Regions from separate parts of the Homo sapiens genome. Here all the other regions are linked to region 1. A link is a loop called in an ENCODE intact Hi-C map of the cell type or tissue named here. Cell type or tissue: endothelial cell of umbilical vein. All regions are shown on one strand. Links, peaks and the distances in the headings refer to the core of each region. The heading gives the core; the rest is flanking DNA.

Region 1 (6,161 bases), core at 947-4,946:
TTTGATTATGGATGGGTGTAATCATTGTTACGGAGAGGTACCGTGGTGCAGTAGTTAAGAACAAGGACTTTGGAGTCAGACGGATGACATGGTAATTGTGGTACTTAACCTCTGTTATCCTTGGTATCTTTGTCTATGGAATGGAGTAATAAAAGCTATCTCAGAGAATTATGAATATGATAATCTTAAAGGAACCAAGGTCGCATTATTAAATTTTACTATCATTTAATTTCCAGATGAAAATAATTCTCAGAAACAAAACTTCTATTGAGTCATGGATTGAAGAGAAGGTAAATTTTAATAATTGTTTCTTCAATATTAAAAAAGTATATTAATAAAGGACTGGTAAAGTCCTGAATATTAATAAAGTCTGTTATTAGACCGGATTAACGAAAAGTGCCTAAAAGTGAAAACATGGCTGCCAAATGGCTACCGTAAGTCATTTGCATGCCACATAAAAGGTGAATATAGGAAACATTTTTGTTCATTCTGTAACTCCCACAGAAAGGTGCTTCTCATACACCCTGAGTGGTCGCAGAGGCCTAAGCCACACGTCAAACCATCTGTTTGTTGTCTCTTAGACTAGAGGAGAAAGCAGCCCATTTGGAAAGGAGCTTCCACCCTACCAAACTGCCATCAGGTTTTTCTCAGTGTTTTAGACATTCAATGAAGCTCCTAACATTTTGCTTGTCACAGACCTCACAATGTCCAATACTTCATACTGTCCATTGTGATTCTAGCATGAAACACAAATCTGACTACCCTGCTCTGTGTTTAAAACTTCTCAGAGCCTCACCATTCCTGTGGCAGGGGTTGAAACCCAAATACCTGCAGGGTCTGGGCAGATAACGTCCATGAAGGGGAGCAAGCCTGTATACCAAAGAATTGCCTGGCAGACCAAGCTGATTGTTGCCACAGGGGAATATTCACAATTTCCAAATTACAAAATAGGGAGAAGAATAGCATCGTTTTATATCTTTACAAATCTCTTTAGTATCTTTGACTTAAGAGAAGATGGTTGGATTCTCACTTCTGCATTCAGTCTGTTGAGATATGTTGCTTCGATTGAAGTATGTGAAGATCTAGCCTCACACAGATAAGTAGGTAGAAAAGGATAGAATATTTTAATAGGCCTTTTACATGATAATAGTGGATGTTCTTCCGTATTACATTGAAAACTTGACAAGTGATATTTCTTATCAATAAGATTTTTATACCTTTTTATTTTAAAACTCATCAGTCTATCTTGCTCTTTGAATTAATCTTTTACCAGTATGTGGTTTTATGTAACATCAGGCATCGGTCATTTGGCAAATACTAGTTTACTGTGTTATGTAGATTTTGCAAACGTTAAACACCTTTCATTATACAATATCCCAAAATTGCATTCACGTATATCAATATATCATTTTTATGAGAAAAAATCCTTAAGTATTGGAAAGCTGTCAGGCTCACAGTGGTAGATACAAGGTTTTTTTTTTTGTAATTCTAGTATACATTTGAAAGCCTTAATTTTTTACTATTAACCCATACTGTCAGTCATTTCCCTTGAAGTGACTGCCTGACTGTTCGTTTTTGAGAAAATGTTCACCAAGTCCTGAAGTCTGAATAACCTTAGTTTGCTATATTACTCATTCTTTCAAATAAGAATAGTGTTACATTAAAAAAGCTGGCTCTACAGCTTTTGTTAGCTTACAGCTTAACAACTATTTTCCTTGAGATGATCATTCTACTTGGGCACGCTTTATGTATACTTCTCATTTTGTCACACAGACTGTTAAAAATAAAGGACATCTCCTTGAGAGTTGAGATTTAATATTTAAAAACAATTTTTACTGCTTCATCAAGGACATTCTTACATGGAATTGCTCATAATGACTACCAACACAGTTTGGTGCCACTGCCTTGGTTTTTGCTAAGATGCCAACAGTTTTATTCACCATTGCAAATGTCAATGCAACAAAAAGACAAATAACATTTCAGTATTATTATGAAAATAGCTTGGCCTTGCTGACCAGCAAGAAAAAGTCCTGAATACTCAAAGTGATCTATAAAGCATGCTTTGAGAACCACTGATGTACAGGTTGAAGTCTGAGCTTCTTAGCTTCTACATAAGTAAGACCTTTTATGACTTCTTTTTTTGTTTTCTGGCGACGGAGTCTCGCTCTGTTGCCCAGGCTGGAGTGCAGTGGCACAATCTTGGCTCGCTGCAACCTCCACTTCCTGGGTTCAAGTGATTCTCCTGCCTTAGCCTCCCAAGTAGCTGGGATTACAAGGTGTATGCCACCATGCCCAGCTAAGTTTTGTATTTTTAGTAGAGACAGGCTTTCACCATGTTGGCCAGGCTGGTCTCAAACTCCTCACCTCAAGTAATCCACCCGCCTTGGCCTCCCAAAGTGCTGGGATTACAGGCGTGAGCCACTGCACCTGGCGGACTTCTTTTTATCTACTTCTCCAGCCTAATTTCCTACCCTTCTCTACCCTGTCTCACACTTGATACTAAATTACTCATAGTTTGTACATCTTATGCTTCTGTATCCTTGCACATGTTGTTCCCTCTGCCTAGAATGCTCTTCCCTCTCTTTTTGCCTGATTTCTTGCTTCTCAAGACTTAGTTAAGGTATTGTTTCTCCCAAGGACCCTTCCTGGATACTCCCTAGACTTGGCTAAGTACTTTTTGTTTCCTTTGTTCCCTTTTCCCATAGCATCTACCACACCCCTTCATCACCTTTTAACACACAATATTGATAGAATCCTAACTTCATTGAGTGTTTCTGTTAGGCAAAGACATGTCTTAGTCATTTTATAAATTCTCTTATATTTACCAGTTTTTCTTTGTAAATAGCCTAGAACTCTTTTCTTTGAAATTCAGTCCATTTTGAAGACTCTGAAGCTGTGTTTATAAAAAAGAAAATGAAATTATTCTTTACTTTCTGGGGAGGATGGATTTATATAACTTAATAGATTCATATGCATTATAGCTTAATAATTATTTTAGTAAATAGTTAACTTTAATATCACTCAACAAATAATTGCAACATTTTCCATAAAACATTGTCCCCTGATAATCAAATATTTCAAAGTATCATTTCTAATAAGCATAATAAATATATTGACATTAGATTAACATTTTTTTGTTTGTTTTTGTGGATGACCAAGGCTGCTTATAAACCGCCATGCTACATTTAGAAATTACCTCAGATGAGATTGAGTATGCTGAATGGTATGGCCATAGACTAGAAATTATTTCAGAACGGGCACTTTATTGCTGAGTAAAAAATTCAAACAAATGACCATATTAAATTTATAGGAAATGTATAGAAATTACCAGACACTATATACAACAAATTTGAAGGGATTTGTATACTTATTGTTAAAATAAATAATGTATCTTTGTACCACTAGGTGTCAGTGGAACTTAAGAAATCCAAAGCCAATTTATTTCCTCAAGTTAAAGCTAACAGTTTAAATGCCTGGAATATATGCAAGCTGAATAGTTATGTACATGCATAACATGTACATATAAATGCATATATAAATGAGTTATGTGTACATGTGTGATAGTATAAAAAAAGAAAGAAGATCTCCTGTATATATCTGCTAGCTTTAAAAAATGTTTTTCATAAAACAGCTCTCCTGTTACACCTTTCCTGGTCATTCCCATGGGCATCACTGCCACCCAGGATATAACTGTTACCCTCTGATACAACTGTTACATTCTGGTGCACCCCACAAAACAGTTCTATCTTGAATAAAACGGTTCCATCCTGAATAAACCTTTACCTTTCTCCTGAATCTGTTTATCTGCATCCCTTCTATATACCTGAATTGTTTTGTATTGCTGAACAACTAGGAGCATTGAGGACTTTTTATGTATGAGATAAAGTTAGCTAACTTTTAATAAGCCTTTATGAGTGCTTATTCCTAAAGAAACCCTGTCAGATATTTCCTAGGTAATCACATACAAGGCTGGTGTTCTATATCAAGTTCTTCCTATATTGTGATGAAGTTGTCTATTGCTTCCATGTACACTAATATTACAGCAAGGAGGAAGTATTTTTATGAATGTTAGAAACTTGAGAAATAAGTGTTCTCAATAACATATTACTGCAGGCCACTTAGACAGAGGCACCTGCCATCTTATATCTTTGTTACCCACAGGCTAAAGATCGAATTCAGTATTATCAACTAGATGAAGTCTTTGTTTTTCCATATGATATGGGAAGTAGATGGAGGAACTTTAAACAGGTATTTACGTGGTCAGGGGTCCCTGAAGGAGATGGACTTGAGTGGCCAGTAAGAGAAGGCTGTCACCAATACAGCTTAACAGTGAGTATTTTTGTTCAAATAGCCCTTCCTTTTTGCCTCGCCTTCTTTCCCTTAACTCCCCCTCAACTCAAGTGACATTTTGTAGTAAAATAAGTAATATGAATGTTTTCACTATGTCAAAATGAATCTAATAATTCTAAAGCACTCCTTGTATCATGTATCTCCCTTTATTTCAATATCTCCTTAATTCTCTATACCTGTGAGATAAAGTCCTGATCCCTTAACATAGTTTTATGAAATCTGGCCAAAAATTACCTTCCAACTTACAGTAGCATATGAATTCCTTATACATTCCTGTCACCCAACTTTGCCCACAATTTTTTCCATCTTATATGACCTCCACTCTATCTAAAATTATTAAGACTCGTTCCAGTCTTACCTCTTCCATAAAGTCTAACCTACCCCCATAGACTCATCTGAATGTGACATTTAATCACATACTACTCTATGGTAGCTCATGAAGTCTCATATTTTTATTTAATTCTGCTATCTTATATCTGTAACTTCATAAGATTCTAGGACAGAGATCATGAGTTATCTTTATTTCTCCTATTATATCTAATATAGTGCTATTTAATAGTAGCTATGTCAAATTAAGTTATGATGACTTTTATTCATTCAACTTCATTATTAAATGTTCTTCATTATTCATTTGTAGTTTGTCTGCCATGTCTCTACAGAATCAGTGAATCTCAGTGTTTTCACCTGAGAAGCTTCATGAGGGCGGAGAATATACTCCCTGATCCCTGGGCCACAGTAAGCACTCTAGGAATATACACAGATGAGGACATTAGAGAGTGAATAGCGAGAAGAAAACCTCACTCTCAGCCTCTGGTTCTTAGCATAGGGCCTTTTTTTCCATGCTAAAACAACCTGTGGCCTTTAAATTATCAGCAACTTGAAATGCTGGAAAATTGGGGTTTTGCCATATCACTCTGACAGTTGATGAGGAAAGGCGATTTTTCAACATTGAGACAAGAGACTTCATTTTTTTCTTTTTATTTCTTCCAAACAGATAGAACAGTTGAAACAAAAAGCAGATAAGAGAGTCAGAAGTGTAAGTACTTCTTTTGCAGTGGTAATTTTTTTTTCTTTTGTTAGGCTCTGTACTTCCATACAGTTTTTTTAATTGACTGACTAGAAACCAATTGTTGGCCTTTATTAAATAGTATTCCTTAATACATTTGTTGAAATTTGATGCAGTTAACTTTTGTTTTTATTTAAATAATTGGGACTAGAGGTTGGGAGGAATTTAGTCCATTTATATTGCCAACATAGGAAAATAATTATCCTCAATACAGCTCCTTAATGTGAAACCTATCCTTACAACTATGTTGTTGGATATGATGGCCACCAGCCACATGTGGCTGTTTTATTTAAATTTGTTAAAATTAAATCAATTTAAAAATTCAGTTTCTTGTTTGCATTCACTACATTGTAAGTGCTCACTCAGTAGCTACATGTGTCAAGTGCTGCTGCATTGGATACTACACATACAGAACATTTCCATCATGGCAGAATGTTCTTAGCCCTGCTCTAACTCTAATTCTTAGCTATGGGCTTGAAAAGAGGAGTAAGAAAAGCCTTGAGAACTAGAAACATTAGTTGCCTCCCAGGGAACTAGGTGGATGGGGAACTGGGAGGTTCCCCTAGAAGGGGAACTAGAAGGCTTGTCACTGGATATTTTGGATCTTGCTTTAAAATTTGAAATTCAGACTTAAAACTCAGATATCATGGGTGAATATTTAAAGGTTTCTTCTGATCACTGACGACAGGTTCGCTATAAAGTAATAGAAGATTATAGTGGTGCCTGCTGCCCTCTGAATAAAGGA
Region 2 (5,271 bases), core at 1,050-5,049, 120 kb after region 1:
TACTTTGGAATTCTAATCTGTTCTATTTATTTAAAAACTCAGTTTACAAATATAAGAGCACAATTACTATTGAAAATGAAGTGTAGTAAGTGGCACAAAGTTCTGATGTTTGGCTGTCTAAACCCAACATGAATTTCAGAAATCATCAACCAAATCAAAGACCCTGCAGCAGCAGTCCCACTGCAACCTTCCCTGCCCGAGGAGAAGGGCAATGAAAAGATCGTGGCCATGGTGAGGGTGTGTTGGGATGAATCTCTGGAGAAAAGACCCAGTTTCTCTTCCATCAAGAAAACTTTACGAGAGGCCAGTCCCAGAGGGTGAGTTAGATGTGCAACAGATATTTGCTCTCACTCAGTTAACCATTAGGATTTTAGAGCTGCTGGGCATGGTGGCTCATGCATGTAATCCCAGTGATTTAGGAGGCTAAGGCAGGAGGATCCCTTGAGGCCGGGAGTTCAAGACCAGCCTGGGCAACATGGTGAGTTTCTGTATCTATAAAAAATAAAATAAAATAAAAAATTAGCCAGGCGTGGTGGTGTGAGCCTGTAGTTTGAGTTTCTTAGGGGGGCTGAGAATTGCTTGAGCCCTGGAGGTCAAGGCTGCAGTGAGCTATGATTGTGCCACTGCACTCCAGCCTGGGTGACAGAACGAGACCCTGTTTCTAAAAAACAAAACAAAACAAAATTAAATCTATATGGCCGTGATTGGTTCTATGTGACTCATTCCCTTCCTCCCTCCTCCCTTCCTCCATTCCTCCCTTCCTCCCTTCCTTCCTTCCTTTCTTCCTTCCTCATACACTCACTCAGTGCTTACCATACACAAAACACTGTACTACATGCTGGTTACAGTGGAGTGAGAAATTTTTCCTTTATTTCATAAATGCCACAAAAATGGATCAGATATTAATAATTCTACTGCCTTCTTTGTCTATCTCAGGTGTCACTAATCAATTAAGGCCCTTGTTTCCAGGGAGTTTTGACATGGCTTCAGAGTCTTTTTCAAATCAGCATTCCAAGGGTTAGGCTAATCAATTTGGACTGGACTGTGGGATAAAAATTACTCACCACCCATAGAGTAGGTTATGACTTAAATTACGCATTCCTCTCCAACAACTTTCTCAATAGTAGCTTCCTTTACACCAGATAATTGTATCATCTTTTAGTACATGAATTTAGGAAGACATGCCCATGTTAGAGGTAGCTTGAGTTGGTAGAAAGAGCCCCAGGCTAGGAATCAGGTGTCTACTCTTAATTTGGACCTTCAGCTATGCATTATTTAAAAAAACAAAACAAAACATTTTTTGGAGTCAGGGTCTGGCTCTGTTGCACAGGCTGGAGTGCAGTGGCATGATCTTGGCTCACTGCAATTTCTGCCTCCCGGCTTCAAGTGATTCTCATGCTTCAGCCTCCTGAGCAGCTAGGACTGCAGGTGTGTGCCACCATGCCTGGCTAATTTTTGTATTTTTAGTAGAGACAGGGTTTCGCTATGCTGGCCAGGCTGGTCTCAGACTCCTGACCTCAGGTGATCTGCCTGCCTTGGGCTCCCAAAGTGCTGGGATTACAGGCAAGAGCCACCGTATCTGGCCTCAGCTATGCATTCTTAACACAATAGCCCTGGGTTCTGCATTTCCAAGCTCGTAATAGTTTTTAAATTTTAAAAATCATTTTTAAATGATTTTTAAAATTAACAAATGAGGCTGGGTGTGGTGGCTCAAGCCTATAATCCCAGCACTTTGGGACGCCGTGGCAGGTGGATCACCTGAGATCAGGAGATTGAGACCAGGCTGACCAACATGGTGAAACCCCATCTCTACTAAAAATACAAAAATTAGCTGGGCGTGATGGCACACACTTATAACCCCAGCTACTCAGGAGGCTGAGACAGGAGAATCGCTTGAACCTGGGTGGTGGAGGTTGCTGTGAGCTGAGATTGCAGCACTGTACTCCAGCCTGGGTGACAGAGCAAGACGCCATCTCAAAAATGTAAAATAAAATAAAATTAAAATTAAAATTAACAAGTGAAACATTGTTTATATTTATGGTATACCATGTGATGTTTCGGAATACGTATACTGTGTAGAATGATTAAATCAAGGTAATTAACCTAAAGATACCTCTTAAGTAAGCTTAAGATACATCCCCATATTTTTTACTTAGAAAATATGGACCTCAATGTTATGACAAATCTATTTTCCTATGTGAGTCTAGGTCTCCTCATCTGAAGATGAGGAATTTAAATGAGTTCTCTGAAGACGCTTCGAAAACAAAGGACTAATAGAATCTAGAAGTGCCCTTACATTAGACCGTCTGAAAAGAAAGGAATGACCCATCCTGAAATCTGCATTCTCAATGTCTGTTGGGAGGTGGGGAATGGGCCATTGAAGGCCACCATTTGTTGAGTGCCTGTGGCCCTGGACGTGACCCTAGACACTTTATGCATGTTATCTCCCTACATCCTCAGAACAACAACGTGATCGTATGTACATGAGGTACGCGTGATTATCTTCATTTTCCAAATGAGTAAAGTGAGGCTCAGAGAAATGAAGGAGGCAGCTTAGAGGGCTGATGAAAGGCAGGCTCTGTCCTGTCACGCGGCTGCAATGCCATTGTCACTTCCCCGATGTCCGTTGGCAACCCTTAACTAGGACACCTGAAAGGCAAGCAATATTTTCCTGGAATGTGTAGCTGGAAGCTCTGTTCCACTGAGGCCCTAAGGGTCTTGGGAGAAAACATCAATGTCTGGTTTCTTTTAAAGTCATGTGAGCATACTGGCCAGTGTGATGAGCAAGCTGGAAGTGTATGCCAATTACCTGGAGGAAGTGGTGCAAGAGAGGACCAGCCAGCTGACTGCAGAGAAGAGGAAGGTGGAGAAGCTTCTGTCCACCAAAGTGCCCAGGTATTCGGAAGCACTGGGGCCTTGAAGCTGCGGCATCACCATCTAGCAGCCCCACATAGGGGGGATTATTTCCATGATTATTTTTCTAAGAGAATGTCAGGTTCTTCTAAAAGGGGTCAGGCATTTTTTTTTGTGCAGTTTGGTACACCTGTAAAGGGAGATAGAGGCAAACTCTCCTGAATCCATAGAAATAGAGGCTGTAGTCGGTCTTTTACGTGGAGGGTGGTGGATGCAGCAACAGGAGAGTAGCCACTAGATGGCGCCCTCGTTTCACGAGTCCGACTAATTGCTACCTCCCCTGTATTTGATTGTAGGTCCAAAACCTCCACACAGTTTAATATGTACCTGTGGCTTCACATTCAAATATTGCTTCATTTTTGGTTCTGTTTCTATATGTTCACTCTCTCAACACTTGGCAGAAGTATTTGCTGTTAAAATTCCCGTGCGCTTCTTGCATGTCTAGACCAAAGAAGTGGGGGCAGGGATTTTTAATGAGATTGGTTGACTGAAATGAAATTGATTTGTGGATTGGTGAATGATTATATTCCCTTCCACAACTGCAGAGTCTTTACACCCTAACTCTATAACCAATATACATAAAGAAAATCCTTTTTGTAAAGGCATTATGTGACCCTCTCTCCTACTCCCCCACAATTTATACACGTCAATTAAAATATCTCTTTAGAGAGAATGCAACTGGAGAAGTGGATGTTAAAAGAATTCCTCTAGAAAATGAATTTTGTTAACCAAAAGCTTAGCCATTGAAGCAAAAGGACCAATGAGGACAACTTTGCAGGAGTCTGTAGGAGATGAGATGAATAAGATCCCATTCAAAAATGATCCGTTTCTCTGGTTTCAGCTTCACTGGAGAACAACTACTAGCCGGAAGGTCCGTGGAACCAGAACATTTCGAATCTGTGACAATCTTTTTATCTGATATTGTTGGATTCACAAAGCTGTGTTCTCTCAGCTCCCCTTTGCAAGTCGTCAAGCTCCTCAATGACGTGTACAGTTTATTCGATCACATCATCACAACTTATGATGTTTATAAGGTGAGATGCCTCATCCTGACTGTGCGATCACGTGTGCTCCTTGCAGGCTGTCTCCGGGGCATGATGGAGAATGGAACTGATTCCAGACATCAGCCAGGAGGAAGCTCCATTTCAGTCTATGTCACTTCACGGCAGAAACTCAATATTTTATTTCTGTTTGTTTTCTTGGAAAAGGTCTTGATTAGTCACAGATGTATGTGCTTGTCAAAACTCACCAGTTTCCTCTGTTTCCTTCCATTATTTTATCTCACAGTAAACACTTTTTAAAAAGAGGCATTGACCTTCCACTGGCTAATTCCTTCCCGTCTTTCCTAAATACATTTCCTTCAGAGGCAGAGAGGCTCCTGTTTACTGTCCTTCAAAGGTTGTCCTTGGATCTTGTGTGGGTCTCACCTCTGTTGTCCTGATCCTTAGCAATTAAGAGTGAAGAAAGATTCCCACTTTTAGACTATCAGACTTGTGACTAAAAGCGGGGCAGCAACAATTCCCTGCCGGGTGCTACTGTGGGAGATAGAAGGACACGGTCACCTGGAGTGAAAACCATTTTTGATGGGGAAAACAGAAATGTTTTGGCTCTTCATGACTGCCGGGTGGTGGTGGTGATGAGGGCTGCTTTCTGTGTGTTCTGACTCTTTAGAAGGGGTCAGCCCATGACTCTAGGGACAGTACCGTGTGCCTGTGCTCATACATGCCTGGTGGGCAGCCACAAGTGCACCAGCACTGACCACAATCCCAGGGCCCTGTCTCTGCCTGTGGACCTGGGGATAGCGAGATTTGGGGGACAGTGTGGTCATATGGTCACATATCTCAGTGACACAGTGACACGTCTTCAATGTTTATCTCCCAGTGTTCCCCACAAATGATGCCTCTGTTCAAGGGTGAAAGAAAGGATGGTATAGATAACCTTTAAGAGTAGATCACACACACCCAACAAAATCAGAACCTGCCCTGCTTAGGAGGATATCTTCTGGGATTTTCCTCTTAGTATTACCTTCTCAGTTGTGTTTTGCTTGAGCTCATATTAAAACTTAGTTTGTATTTCTAAAGGACGTTACCACGGTGGGGAGAGGAAACCCGGAAGCAGGTGAGGCTTGTCGAATAGTTGACTTTGCGTAATTTCAGGGTCACCAGGACAGAGGTGTTCTTACTGTCTGGCTAATGCCTGAAATTCAGCCTTTACCACATCATCTTTGGATTCTGCTAAAATGCAAATGTATCTGGAAAGGGCTGTAACTTTAAGCTTCTACTTGTCATTTATTTCTCTATTGTGAATGACAGATCTGAAAGCTGATTTTATTAGGAGGATGGAGGGGGAAGAGGACAG
Region 3 (5,271 bases), core at 1,050-5,049, 250 kb after region 1:
GCTTCTTTGTTGATGTGTTAACAATAACTCTTAGTTTTGCTTTCATAGTAGTTGCTTTAGGAGTTAAAGTATACATTTTTAACTTATTACAGTTTACCTTCAAGTATATTATACTGCTTGGTGCGTAAGATAAGAATCTTACAACAGAATACTTCTCCCTTCCTGGACTTTGTGCTGTTGTCATCATACATTTTATTTGTACATGTTATAAACCCCACAAAATATTGTTTTTGTTTGTGCATTAAGCAATCATGTTTTAAAAGAGTTTTAATGGCTGACATGGTGGCTCACTCTTATAATCCCAGCACTTTGGGAGGTCGAGGCAGGCGCATCACTTGAGGTCAGGAGATCGAGACCGGCCTGGGCAATATGGTGAAACCCCAACTCTACTAAACATACAGAAAAAAATTAGCTGGGCGTTGTGGCGGGTGCCTGTAATCCCAGCTACTCGGGAGGCTGAGGCATGAAAATTGCTTGAACCTGTGAGGAGGAGGTTTCAGTGAGCTGAGATCACGCCACTGCACCACTGCACTCCAGCCTGGGTGACAGAGCGAGATTCCATCTCAAAAATAAAATAAAATAAATTAAAATAAAAGGGTTTAAAAAATAAGAAAAATTATTTACCTACGTATTTGTGGTTTCTTAAGCTCTTAATTCCTTTGCATAGATTCAGAATTCCATCTGACAGCATTTTTTTTTTGCCTGAAAGACTTTCTTTAACATTGCTTATAGAACGGTCCTGCTGGTGATGAATTCTTTTGGCAATTCGATGTCAAAATATGTTTTTATTTTATTTTTTTGATATATATAAAAATATATAAAATGTACATACCATATATTAATATAAAAAGAACTCTTGATTGATAGGTTCTTCATTCAGTACTTCAGATGCTGCTCCACCATCTTCTGGTTTGCATTTTTCTGATGTGAAATCTGCTGTCATTCTTATCTTTGTTCCTCTGTACAGTAATGTCTTTTTTTTTCTCTCTGATAGCTTTTAAGATTTTCTCTTTATCAGTGGCTTTAGGCATTTTGATTGTGATGTTTCTTGGTATGGTTTTCTTCATGTTTCTACTGAGTTTGTTGAGCTTTTTGGGTTTATAAGTTTATAGTTTTGGTCAAATTTGGAAAGTTTTCATCAATTATTCTTTCAAATGCTTTTTTCTGTCCTCCCTAATCTATTCTCACCTCATATTTCTCATTTTCTTCAGGGACTACAATTGCATGTATACTAGGCTCACTGATACTCTACTTTTACTTTCAGTATTTTTCTTCCCTTAGTGTTTCATTTTGGATAGTTTCTATCACAATGCTTTCAAGTTTTTTTTTGTTTGTTTGTTTTTGTTTTTGAGACAGAGTCTCGCTCTGTCACCCAAGCTGGAGTGCAGTGGCACAATCTTGGCTCACTGCAAGCTCTGCCTCCTGGGTTCACGCCATTCTCCTGCCTCAGCCTCCCGTCAGGTTTTTTACTGTTTCTTTTTTAGTAATGTCTAACCTATTAATCCTGTGTGTGTGTGTGTGTGTGTGTGTGTGTGTGTGTGTGTGTGTGTCTGTGTGTGTGTGTTAGGGTGTTAAAAATCTTAGATGTGGTTTTATTATCTCCTAGATGTTTGGTTTGTGTCTTTTTTTTTTTTAAAGATTTTTCACATCTCTACTTCCCATGCTCAGTTTATTTTTTCTACTTGTTGAAAACATTGAATACAGTCATAATTACTTTCTTAATGTCCTTGTTCTCTTATTTTATCATCTCTGTCATTTCTGGGATGATTTCAATTGGTTGATTTTTTTTTCTCATTTCCTGCTTCTTTTCGCATGCCTGATAATTCTGTTTGGATTCCAGATGTTGCAAATTTTACCTTGTTAGGTGTTGGTTATTTTTAATTTCCTGTAAATATTCTTGTGCTTTGCTCTGGGACACTTTGTTCTCAAAAACGGTTTAATCCTTTGGTGGCTGGCTTTTAAGATTTCTAAGATAGAATCAGAGTAGCTTTTACATTAGAGCTAATTTTGCCCCACTACTGAAGCAAAACCATTTGAGTTGTGAATTATGAGGTTTTCCAGTCGGGGTGCCAGGATCAGGCACTATTTCTGGTCCTGTATAATCACTGGGTATCTTTCTACTCTGCCTTGTGGGAGCAGAATTAATTTCCTACCCTGTGCAAACTTTAGTAATTGCTCTCTCTTTTCTTCATACATGATTATTTCCTGCCCTTAGGTAGCTTCCTCACACACATGCTCTAATCAGCGGAAGACTGGAGTGAGATCTGTTGTAGATCTCCACAGCTCCTTCTTTCTCTGTGTAGCTTTCTCCTTTCTGATATACAACTCACAGTTCCAGCTGCTTTGGCCTCCCTGCTCTCCCAGTTCTATCTCTTCAACTCAGGGAGTCTGCCTAGCTCTTTTTGGCTGCTCCCTCTAGTTAGTAAATCAAGGCAATCATAGGGCTCACCTCATTTGTTTTCCCTCCTCAAGGACCACTGTCCAGCACAACGTTTAAAAGCCATTGTCTTATAAATGCCTGTTTGTTTTTGTTTTTAGTTGTTTTAGGCAGGAGAGTAAATTCAGTCCTGTTGCTCCATCTTAGCTGGCTAGACTGGATTGCTATAAATTTTAAACTATCTAAATAGTTGCATATATTTAGGGGGTACAAATCGATGTTATGACTTATGAATACAATGTGGAATAACTGAATCAAGCTAATTGACATATCCACCTCAAATACTTCTCAGTTTTCATGGTGAGAACTTTTGAAATGTACTCTTAGCGATTTTGAACTGTATAATACATTATTATTTACTATATTCACCATGCTGTGTAACATATAGTCCGAAGGGGGAAAAAAGCCCTTATTTCTCCTAACTGAGGCTTTTTATACTACAAGCCTTATTTGCTTCTTTTCATATCTCATTTTCCTCCTTAAAGGAAAAGGCACTCAGCCACTTTGGTAGAAATTACACAACATGGCCATTTGCAATCCCTGCCTCTCCCATTCGTAGTAAATCCTACATAGTCTTACAGATCTCATAAAAAGTCAGACCACACACATAACCTGATAGCCCACGCGCACATTCCCAACAGAGCCTGGAAGAGGGACAAGCTCCCGGATAAGCTGAATTTACACAAAGCAGAATGAGGTACCCACACACACTCACACACGCATGGCCTAGGCAGGGTAACCATCTGTCCAGGCGCTCACACACTATCTTTAGCCACACACAGGCACGCACACTCGAGTACACACATTACACCCTCGGATCCGCTCACGCTCCCTGAGGCTCGCAGGCCGGGCCCCGCCCCCGGCGCTGGCTAGCCGGCGGCCCCGCGTCAATGCCACGCGCCGGTTGCGTCATCAGGGTGCGCCACTGCAGCTGGCATTGGCCGGGACTGGAAGTGCGGGCTTCTGCAGCAGCCGAAGCTGGAGCTGCTAGGGTGCGAACTGCCAGGGCAGGTGTGGGCTGCGGGAGGCTACTCGGGCCGGGAGCGCCGGGACAAGTGCATGGAGGTGGTGCGACTCCTGCAAGTTGCTGGGGCAGTCGTGTCCCCTATTCCCTGACACCCGAGCTCCGGTCTTCTCCCTGAGAAATCGGTCGGGCTCGTGCAGGGGTGGGGATCAGGATTCATCTCTCCTGGGGAGACTGCGCTGGGGCATGGGTTCCCCTGGGTTGGAAGGAGTCCTTATGGACTCAGTCCCCTAAGTATCTGCACGCGCGGAGGCGCCGCCAGCCAGCCCGCCTGGGTCCCTAGGGAACATTGAGGCAGTAAGGGGTACTCTGAGAGCAGCCGGTATGCTGGAGATAATTAATGACAGCGTTACCATTGATTGGACTGAGCGCTCACTGTGTGTTACACACTGTGGTAGACCCTTTGTTTATATTATTCCGTCCTCTCAACAATCCAGGAGGTTAAGAGCTATCATTCTGCCCATTTTCCAGATGGGAAAACTAAGGCATAGAAGTTAACCAACTTATGGTAATAAAAAATCACACAGATGGTAAGCAGTGGAAGATTTAAACCTCACAGCTGGTCTTCCAGCCTCTGTCCTTTTCAGATCCTCTAGTCAGCTTCTCTCAGCGCATGCTGCTGGCTGGTGCCTCTGGGATATTGCTTCTTTATTACTCCTTGACCTAGAGCGAACTGTGCGGAGGGAGGAAGTGCAAAACGTGGACCTCCTGTTGGCACAAACGAGCCTCTTTGTCCTCTCCTCATCCTCTCTTCACTTCATTTTCTCAGGCAGCAGCGGCTCCCCTGTTGTATGGACATTCTGCACCCGAAACTGATAGCTGAGTCCTGAAGTTTTATGTTATGAAACAGAAGAACTTTCATCCCAGGTGCATTGGTTTATTCTCTCCCCTAGCCTGTTATGTTAGATTGTACTTATGTTAAATTTTTAAGGACATAGGTGGTTATGCCGAGAATAACAGTGACTGTAGCCAACCCATGTGGGGATTGTAAAGAAATTGGAATATGCCTTCCAAAGGAACACTGTTAATCTAGACATGACCTTTCAGGATTTTAAAGGAATAATTTTAGGCCAGGTGAGAAACAGCCAAAAGCAAAAATAATGTGAGGCTAGAGATTATGTTTGAAAGTTTTTATATTTTGGATTAATATCTATTCTAGGAGTTTACTCTTAGTGAATCTTTTTCCTTAGGGTAGAAAAAAGCTTATCGAAAAGGATGAAAACTTATACATCAGATATTTCAAAATAGTGTGCTTTTCTTTCAGAGCTTTGTAGCTTTGTATTACCTTTGTATTAAAAGTGAAAATGTTCTTTTAGGACATCACAAGAAAATTAAGATCTTAATTTAAGTACGGGAACTTAAGGGGTGCCCTAATTGCCTTAATTAAATAAACATGCCTTCCTTCTGCCAGGAACTATTCAATTAACAAAAATGAAATAAGAATAAGCTCTTATTTTCATTTGCAAATGACTATTCATAGCTATTTTGTTTGGATACAATTCATAGCTATTTTGTTTGGATACTATTTTGTTTGCATACTATGTTTTGTTTGGATACTATTCATAGCTATTTTGTGTGGATACAAAGGATACAATGTTGTATCCTTATATATTCAGGAAGTCTTAGAATACAAATGCTGATTTTTTTTTTTTCTAGTCAGGGAAGCCTAACTGTGTTCATATAAACACATCAAAGTCAGTTTTTACCTTGTGACTCAACATGGTAGAAGTCTGTCAGTTCATGTGATATCCCATTGTGGAGCAAAGTAATGTAGAAATCAGAATTTTGAGTTCTAGTATTTACTCTCTCG

Evidence for each region. Hi-C counts contacts between places; a loop is a spot of excess contacts. Peaks named below come from ENCODE experiments on the same cell type or tissue, not always from the same donor. Only the 100,000 strongest peaks of a DNase experiment are listed, where the experiment ranks them.
Region 2: a loop joins it to region 1, with 8 times the contacts of the local background. A loop is called at or near these places in 50 of 110 quality-filtered maps.
Region 3: a loop joins it to region 1, with 5 times the contacts of the local background. A loop is called at or near these places in 60 of 110 quality-filtered maps.

What each region holds. Positions count from the first base shown.
Region 1 is chr10:112,432,465-112,438,625 of GRCh38, reverse strand. ZDHHC6 (zDHHC palmitoyltransferase 6) reads left to right here. Exons shown (of 11, transcript NM_022494.3): 6 at 237-290; 7 at 4,162-4,329; 8 at 5,345-5,386; 9 at 6,105-6,161. Among named protein-coding and RNA genes, the nearest start is that of ZDHHC6, 11 kb to the left of the region's middle. In endothelial cell of umbilical vein, for the core only: no CTCF peak of the experiment used is centred there; a DNase peak (open chromatin) is centred at 3,435.
Region 2 is chr10:112,312,925-112,318,195 of GRCh38, reverse strand. It overlaps the pseudogene GUCY2GP. Among named protein-coding and RNA genes, the nearest start is that of MIR6715B, 16 kb to the right of the region's middle. RefSeq lists a silencer at 3,130-3,239. In endothelial cell of umbilical vein, for the core only: a CTCF peak has its summit at 3,143 (motif pointing right); DNase peaks (open chromatin) are centred at 3,155 and 4,225.
Region 3 is chr10:112,181,851-112,187,121 of GRCh38, reverse strand. It overlaps GPAM (glycerol-3-phosphate acyltransferase, mitochondrial), which reads left to right and starts at 3,357. Exons shown (of 22, transcript NM_001244949.2): 1 at 3,357-3,429; 2 at 4,231-4,328. RefSeq lists a silencer at 3,210-3,439. In endothelial cell of umbilical vein, for the core only: no CTCF peak of the experiment used is centred there; a DNase peak (open chromatin) is centred at 3,331; H3K4me3 peaks cover 1,274 bases; H3K27ac peaks cover 371 bases.